Linked DNA regions of Homo sapiens: region 2 is linked to region 1. Evidence: read pairs that join two places in POLR2A ChIA-PET (ENCODE). Cell type or tissue: MCF 10A. All regions are shown on one strand. Each heading gives the region's core, and the rest is flanking DNA. Links, peaks and the distances in the headings are about the cores only. Region 1 has its middle 110 kb from the start of ACSL4. Region 2 has its middle 60 kb from the start of ACSL4.

What was found. Peaks named below come from ENCODE experiments on the same cell type or tissue, not always from the same donor. Only the 100,000 strongest peaks of a DNase experiment are listed, where the experiment ranks them.
Region 2: POLR2A ChIA-PET joins it to region 1 with 5 read pairs; 5 of 35 experiments call an interaction of 5 or more read pairs at or near these places.

The regions. Positions count from the first base shown.
Region 1 is chrX:109,845,383-109,849,781 of GRCh38, reverse strand. No RefSeq gene overlaps it. Among named protein-coding and RNA genes, the nearest start is that of ACSL4, 110 kb to the right of the region's middle. In MCF 10A, for the core only: no CTCF peak of the experiment used is centred there; a DNase peak (open chromatin) is centred at 2,331.
Region 2 is chrX:109,791,360-109,795,758 of GRCh38, reverse strand. No RefSeq gene overlaps it. Among named protein-coding and RNA genes, the nearest start is that of ACSL4, 60 kb to the right of the region's middle. In MCF 10A, for the core only: no CTCF peak of the experiment used is centred there; a DNase peak (open chromatin) is centred at 2,358.

The DNA of each region.
Region 1 (4,399 bases), core at 160-4,159:
ATTCTGAATTTGGATGCCATCCGGTGATTCTTGACTGGCTGACATGTTTCTGGGATTACCTGTGACAAGGTAGAATTCAGCTTCAGTGAATATCTGCTCTGATCACTCTCACAGGCTAGGCATTGCCTGTGTGTGTGTGTGTGTGTGTGTGTGTGTGTGGTTTGTTACAAGGTGAGACTAAGTCCCTCTTTCTGTCTTTCCATTTGCTACTTACCGCCTTGGTGCTTCTAAAAGTGACCCTTATGAAAGCAGCTCATCTTCCGAGTCAGCCTTGCTCTCAATTGTCGTGGAGTTTCCCAAAGTACCCTGTAATTGCCTCAATACTTCCCTTCACTTTAGCAAAATTGAAGTGTGTCGTAGGTTTCCACTTTTATTCTGATCCTTAGGTCTAATTACATTTACAACCTGGGCTAGGATATTTGTGTAACTGTTGTTTATGCCTCCAAATTCAAAATTATTTATAACATGGTAGATTGTAGAAATCTGATTTGCAAAATCTTTAGAAGACATCTAGAAAATATCATTTTTAGTAGGTTGATTCTTCTCTAGGGGGAACATGTAGAGATCAATGGTATTGGAAATGAGAGCAGCTCTTCCCTACATTGCCCAAAAACCTAAAAATGGAAAAAGCTGGATCAGCCCCCTTCTTCAGCTCAGGAGTCTATCTTTCACAGGGCCTCCAAGGGATGAATTGGCCTCTTGAATGTCAGCTACCATTCCTTTAATACTCCATTGTGGGTTTATTAATAGTACTTTTTTTGTGCTTTTTTGGGAATGTGACTTATATTGCCAGCTTGTGCTGTTTCTCATGGTAATGGATTCTCTCCACTGCATAAAATCAGACTTCCCTTGATTTGGCTTAAAATCACCTCATAAACTTAAAAGGCATTCTTTCTTTTTTCTCTTTTGAAATTCATTGTTCACTCCACGAGGCTCTTTGTGATTCTCTAGGTTTCTAACGTGTCCCCTGCCCCACACACAAGTCTCTCTGATTGAACAGCAGCTAATCTTTTTAATCATGCTTCCTTTATGCCATATGGCAACCCCTCCCCTTCCTGTGTCCTTAATCTCTTTCTATGCCTTTCTCTAGCTCTTCCTCCAACCCCTCCCCTTCTGTTAGGCAAATCTTTCTGAAAGGGCAGTGACCCAGACTGTCCCCAGGGTATGGCTAATGGGGTGATTGCCCTGACCCTGCACTCTGAGAGTTCCCACCCAGCAGCGGAGACCAGAGACCAGGTGGTTGGTGGATGGAGGGGGTGGAGGGGAGCAGGGAAGGACAAAGAAGCTGGAGCCTTTACTCAGAGGAGTTTAAAAAGATCGATGTACTCATGAATACATTAAAATGAGTGGCTAAGTTGAGGCGGGCTGCTTAGATATGGCACCATCTCCTTCCTTTAAATCCTCCCTATTCTTGCTCTATGAGACTCCATGAGAGCCCCTCACCTTCTTTGGTCTCCAAGTCTCTCCTCCATGCTTATTTACCACATTCAATTTAAATAAACATACTTCTTTTTGCGGGGATGCACGTGGGGCCCACAGTTCACTGGGGGTGGTATACCAATGAAGAATATCCTGGCACAGACGCTAGTTGTTTCAGATAGAGAGGAGGCTAGTTTCTGGACCCTGATGGATAAAGAAGATGAACAATCCCTTGACTACCTTTGTGCCCAGACAGTCCCATGGGCCTGAGCTTCTGTCTCTGGGCCTTGAGTATTATTATCCGCTCAAGAGCTAAACTGAAAGATGTGAGTCAAAAAACCTAGCAAAGTGTTCTGAATCAGCCATGTTTCCAGGGATAACGGACTAATTGGTCTGAGCCACAGATTGCATTAAAGATTCCCTTAAAGGACTGCTTTCCAAGTGACTCAGGGTTGGATTTTCTAAATGATTGTCTGGGTTAGGCTTAGAGGTGAAGATGGGGGTAAGTAAAAGTGGAGAAAGTAAGGAGGAAAGTGAGGTGCTCCATACATACACACAGAATACACCTTTCAAGGACATCTCTTTCTCTCTGCTCCTCTGTCCTCACACCAAGGAGTGTCTCTCTCTCTCTCTCTCTCTCTCACAGACAAACACACACACACACACACACACACAAACACATTCACACAGTCAGAGCAAAAGTGATCGTACAGGATTCCCTGCAGTAGCATCTAGTCCACACTGTTTCATGACTCATTTTTTTCTCTGAATCTGAAGTCTAGGCTTACATGTTAAAGGAATTCCTTTCACTAAAGGCATCTTTCCTTCCTGGAATTTGGGCTGGGTACACTAAGTAGAACTCCCCCGACACACACTTAGTAAGGCCCCATGACATTTCTCCAACAGCCACCTCTCCTGAATTATGCAATTGCACAATGAGCTTACGAAAGCAAAGAATGAACTCCTACAGGAACCTTACCCAGATGTCATTTGAACTTTTCCCTAGTTTTCCAAGGAGATCCTTGTCTTGGCAAAATAGTAGGATTAGGTAAGCTGGGCAACTTCCTATCTTACTATGTTCTACTTAAAAGACACTCTGGTCTCTGGCATATCCAGAATCCCTGATTTCCTCACTTTCAACTCTAAGTTCTGTTTGCCAACTGAGTAAATGATGTGAATTGAAACTTTAAGGTTCATATTTTCTAGTGAAACATCTCCCGGGTCTTTGGTAAATACATATCAATGTTAGATTCATATTTAAGAGTTGTTACATACACTTAACATTTAGATATGCAATTATCTGAGGAAAAAATTCACTATTCTGGCATTTGATGGGTGAAAGATAATGTTATTAGAGCCATAGATAAAAGTACTCTCATATACATATCTGGGTTTGGAAAATCTTGGCTTTTCAAGAGAAAAATGCTTTTTTCACTTACTGTACGATTCAGCTAAAAAGCTTCCTGTAAACTAGACCAAGTACCACCTCTTCCACGAGGCCTGGGTAAGTTCCATTGAATGTTCTCGGAGTCACATGCTGAGCAGAAAGTTGAGCTGGGTTTTCCCTGCACATCCTGGATATTATCCCATTTATCTATTCTAGCCTGATCATGAGAAATAGCAGTAAAGGAAGACAGACTACCAAAAAATGTGAGAACAAATATGTTTGCAGACCTTTATTCAGCAGACAATGTCTTGTACCTAGAAGACACATAATGAGTGTGTATGGAGTTGAAGAATGATGTTTAGACAATGAACTTGGTTCTATTTACCTGCCATTCAAATCTTCAGGAGGCTGCCAGGATGAAATGCAATACTCCAGTTACTACTAAGTCAAGTCCCTCAGAGATGCTGAAGAAATCTCCAGAAGATTCAAGGTATCATATCTTAATCCCACCCCCACCACATCCCCTACTGTCTCTGCAGTAAACATAGCTCTGGAGAAGTATAGACTGACCTTGGGTTTCATCTTTCCTTAAAGTTGTTCAAACACCTTTTTTTTATTATTATTATTTTTAAAAGATGTTTATTTAGCTCAAGGTTCTGCAGGCTGGAAAGTACAAGAAGCATGGTGCCGGCATTTGCTCAGCTTCTGATGAGGGCCGCGTGGTAGGTCAAACCATCTCAGGGAAAGTCAAAGGGGAAGTGGACTCATGCAAAGAGATAAAACTAAAGGAATGTCCTGGCATTATTACAACCCATGCTCCTGGGAACTAATTCATTTCCATGAGAACTAATGAAGTCTTATTGGAGTGAAAACTCACTCACTATCAAGAGAACACCACCAAGTTATTCATAAAAGATATTCCCTGGTGACCAAAACACCTCCCACTAGGCCCCACCTCCTGACACGGGCACATTGGAGGTCACAGTTCGCATGAGTTTTGGAAACACTTAATTTTAAAAGCAAGGGCCTGGTCAAATGATATGCATATGGATTTGTCAACCAGCTACTTTGAGCAATGATCATAACCATGAGGGCTGAGGTAGAGAAGGTTGGAATTTGTAATCACCGGAAAAGCAAAAGCCCTGACCACATCCAAAGTGTGACTTTCTGGTACAATAGGCTTCTGGAAGTAGATGAATCTGGGTTTTTCAAGGTTGTCATCTTAGCAAGGGATGAACTTGGATTGTTCAGGTTTCCAAGGAAGCCCGAAGTATACCCAACGGTTCTGTGAATATAGTGATGATTCTGAGAAATCTTAGAGTCTAAAAGTTTATGGTAGAGTAGGTAGGGTATTCTTATGGTGATGTAATGAAATTGTAACTGGCCAAAACTCCAGAAAGTACCAATGATGTCCTCAGCCCAGGAAATGTCTAACCCCTGCCTCTTTCGTTCCATGTGATTTAGAACTCTCCTGAGGCCCAAGGTTATTCTTCTGGAGCTAAAGGGTCCTAGGCAGACTATCTGTAGGTCTTGTTCAACAACTCCCACCATTTTCATTTCATATTAAGAAGTGAAAAAGCAAGAGTTATTTTC
Region 2 (4,399 bases), core at 218-4,217, 54 kb after region 1:
TTGATCCCATGACTTCTAATCTGGTTTCTAATTCTCGTAACACACTCTTTGTCATAGTTCCAAGTTCATTCTGTCTGGTGGTGTTCCAGAACTGCTCTCTGTTCTAACCTTATACATTCCTAAACCTTCACTCTTGTCTGAATATCTTATTCTGGCCACCATCTTGCTCTGCCAACCTTGGTTATCTTGTCCTGATTCCAGACTTCCAATTTTGTCATAGCCATCTATTTCTGTGATCTTCATCGTATGTGAACCTCCTTGTGTATCCAGCTGTCCTGGACTTTGTAGCCTTGGCTTTTGTTTTCCAGTCCCAGACACTCATCCTGGTCCTTGATATTGTCAGCATTTATGTTCTTAGTTTTGACACAGGGCCAACCTGGATTTGGTTGTGCCATAGGTACATTGCATGTTTGGTACACTACTAAGCCCTTTCAGGATTCATATTGAAGACCTTTCCTCCCGTTCCAGGGAGTCTCACCTCACTCATACCTCGCTGGTCCTCCTGTGTCTCTACTCTTAGGGTATCCCTTGTTTCCAACTTTTCTAGATTGTTTCCTTCAAAAAAATATTGTGTAGCTTCATGTCCTAATTTCTCACCTATACATTTTTATTCAATTAGTTCATATTAATAGTTACCTGACTATCCCTTTTCTCCCTGCAAATCTGTATGTAGTCTATATGGGGACCTGATGTGGAAAATGCTTTTACTTGAAAGAGGAACTTTAATTGGATGTAGGGGGATTGTTAGGTACTAAAGTAGGTAGTTGTGGAGAGGCTGAGATGAGGCTCAGCAGATGGCTGAGGCTTTGGGGCCCCTATTTAATCATACTAGCATATCTACTTTCTAAAAAATTAATTTAAACATTTTTAGGCTGAGCGTGGTGGCTCACGCCTGTAATCCCAGCACTTTGGGAGGCTGAGGTGGGAGAATCACTTGAGGTCAGGAGTTCGAGACCAGCCTGGCCAACATGGTGAAAGCCTGTCTCTACTAAAATACAAAAATTAGCTGGGTGTGGTGGTGCACACTTGTAATCCCAGCTACTCGGGAGGCTGAGGCAGGAGAATCGCTTGAAACCGGGAGGCAGAGGTTGCAGTGAGCTGAGATCACGCCACTGCACTGTAGCCTGGACAAGAGTGAAACTCCATCTTAAAAAAAAAAATGTATTGTGGTAAAAGAATACATAACAAATTTTAGCACCTTAACCATTTTAAGGGTACAGTTCAGTAGTGTTATGTATATTCACGTTGTTGTACCACAGATCTCCAGAACTTTTTCATCTTGCAAAACTGAAACTCTGGCCACATGTGGTGGCTCACGCCTATAATCCTAGCACTTTGGGAGGCCGAGTCAGGTGGATCACCTGAGGTTGGGAGTTCGCGACCAGCCTGACCAACATGGAGAAACCCCGTCTCTACTAAAAATACAAAATTAGCTGGGCGTCGTGGCACATGCCTGTAATCCCGGCTACTTGGGAGGCTGAGGCAGGAGAGTCGCTTGAACCCGGAGGCAGAGGTTGTGGTGAGCCAAGAGTGCGCCATTGCACTCCAGCCTGGGCAACAAGAGTGAAACTCCGTCTCAAAAAAAAAAAAAAAAAAAAAACAAACAAAACTGAAACCCTATACCCGTTAAACTGTAACTCCCCTTTTCCCCTTCCCCCAGCCCTGGGCAACCACCATTAGGAGTATACCTACTTTTGAATTGAGTTGGCCCCTGCTCACAAAAGGCTCAGTTGGGATATTAAAGGAAGACCACACTGTTTTTGTTGTACTTGTTGTTGTTGTTGTTTTTCAACCCAAAATGATTGATAGGGTTTATGGTAGAGATCAGGGACCTGCTCTACCAATTCTATTCTAAGCGGCAGGAATGACCTAAGTAACCATGCCAGTTGATAATAAATGAAATTTGATGAACTCTAGAGGCAAACATGAGTGCTGTGGAAGACCACTTAAAAAAAAAAGGTTCCTTTGGATCTTGCAAGTTCTATGATCTTCCTCTAAATTGTAATAATTCATGTAATCATCAAACCTGGTCTTCCTCTATTTATGTAGTTGGCATTTTCAGGATATAAATACAATAATAGGCTTGATGGTGCTGAGTACATTTCAATAAGAGAAAATAACACTATTAAGTCTATTCAGTGATAGGCGTTAACTTGATATAGCCTTTCTATAGGTATTTTTCAGTTGAATTAAAAAGAAGATAAATATCTCTTAATTAGTACATGAAACGCCTTCAGCATCAAGTAAAGAAGAAAATCCAAGAAGACCAAGGGAAAGTTTGCTTGCCCAGAGGGTTTGGCTTTTGAAGCATTAATCTCCTGAAGGAAGCTCTGAATCACCTTCCTGTGTGTTTTACCATCCCAGAGGAATGTGAGCACACCTCTAGAACCAAGAAAAGGCTTTAGGTCCGTAGGTTTCACTTGCTTATACTTGCCCTGTGGTAGTCTGAAAAAAAGTCCTCTCTCAGGTGTGTTTGTTTTGTATCATTTAAAATAATATAGCTATGACTTGCCTATCATCCCAAGACAATTTTCAGCAATAAACTTCCATATATGATTATTGTCCATATTAATTTTTCTACCAGCCCACACATTCTTCAAGAGGCTCATTCTGACTTCATCCAAAGCAAAGGCACAAGTGCACTCCAATGTCTATTGTGTTTTCACCATGGAGTGTTCAGAGACATGAAGACTGCCTCTCATGGCGCACACTTTGGGGCATAGGTGGCATCAGGGCAGGGGTCATGCAGCAGAGCAGCAAGGTGAGGGATAAGATATTAAAAGTCAACAGAGAGAATGGGTTAGAAGACCAAGAGGTTAGACAAGGTCTGAGGGCTTCAGCCATTCTTGGGGGAGAAAGTGGGGAAGGGTCCTAAATCCAGAAAGATGGAATTTAAAGAGCAGTGACTGTGGGAACTTCATGACCTTCTTGTGTCTCATTTTATTATCAGCAAAGTAAAAGAATCAATCAATGTTATAGGTTAAGTTGTGTCCCCTCCCAAAATAATATGTTGAAGTCCTAACTACTAGCACTTCAGAATGTGACCTTATATGGAAATAAAGTCATTGCAGATGTAATTAGTTAAGATAAGGTCATACTGGAGTAGAGTGGGCCCTTAATTCAGTGTAACTGGTGTCTTTATTAGAAGAAAAGAGAAACACACAAAAAGAACTCCATGTAAAGCTAGACATAGAGATTGGAGTTACGCAGCTGCAAGCCAAGGAATGCCTGGTGTTACCAAGAGCTGGAAGAGGTAAGAAAAGATCTACCCCTAGAAGCTTCAAAAGGACTGTAGCCCGGCTGGCACCTTGATTTTGGACTTCTAGCCTCCAGAACTACGAGAGAATAAATTTCTGTTGTTTCAAGCCATCACAGTTTGTGGTATTTTGTCATGATAGCTCTAAGAAACTAATACAGTCAACATCTAAGTTTTCTTTCTGCACTAACACTTTCTGGCCCTGATTTAGAAAAGAATTTCTGATGGATATTGCAGTTTAATTGTGCCAGGCATATTTAATATTCAGTGAAATATAGATGACTATTCCAGGTAGCCTGATGAAATGTATGTTGATCGTAAGTTTTCTTTTCTTTTCTTTTCTTTTTTTTTTTTTTTTTTTTGAGACAGAGTCTCGCTCTGTCACCCAGGCTGGAGTGCAGTGGTGTGATCTCAGCTCACTGCAACCTCCACATCCCGGGTTCAAGCAATTCTCCTGCATCAGCCTCCTGAGCAGCTGGGACTACAGGCGCGCACCACCATGCCTGGCTAATTTTTGTATTTTTAGTAGAGACAGGGTTTCACCATGTTGGCCAGGCTCATCTCAAATTCCTGACCTCAAGTGATCTGCCCGCCTCAGCCTCCCAAAGTGCTGGGATTACAGATGATCATAAGTTTTCAAAGCTCATTCTGGAGAAAGCCACACCTTGCCTAAAAGGTGACATTTTATTTGGCTCCCTGTGGAAAAAGCAATGCTTCCAGTTGGAGATGTCATGCTGGAAGATAGCATGCTTGTTCTGGCTCCAAAAAATTAATGAGTTTTCAAAATGCCTATTGTAGTGGGGAAAAAAAAAGAGTAAAACTCTGTATGATGTCTCAGGCTGAAGTAAAATAGGAAGGAAGAGTGAGAGACACCTCAGTCTGCAGTCAGGAAAAGGAAATCAGAAGAGGTAAGGGAAGAATAGTCTTTTTATTTGAGTCATTAGGTAATTCCTCAAAAGATCAATTCAGGGTCCAGAGAAAGAAGGTACAGCATGTAATGTGTGCAGATAGAAACAGGGACAAAAGATAAGTCATGTTTTACTCTGGTTCATAGTAGTAGGTGATAATAATAATAACAGTTGTGAGAGGCAATCTGCCATGGTCCCTGAACATCCCTGCATGCTTTTGTTGAGTATGCAAAGC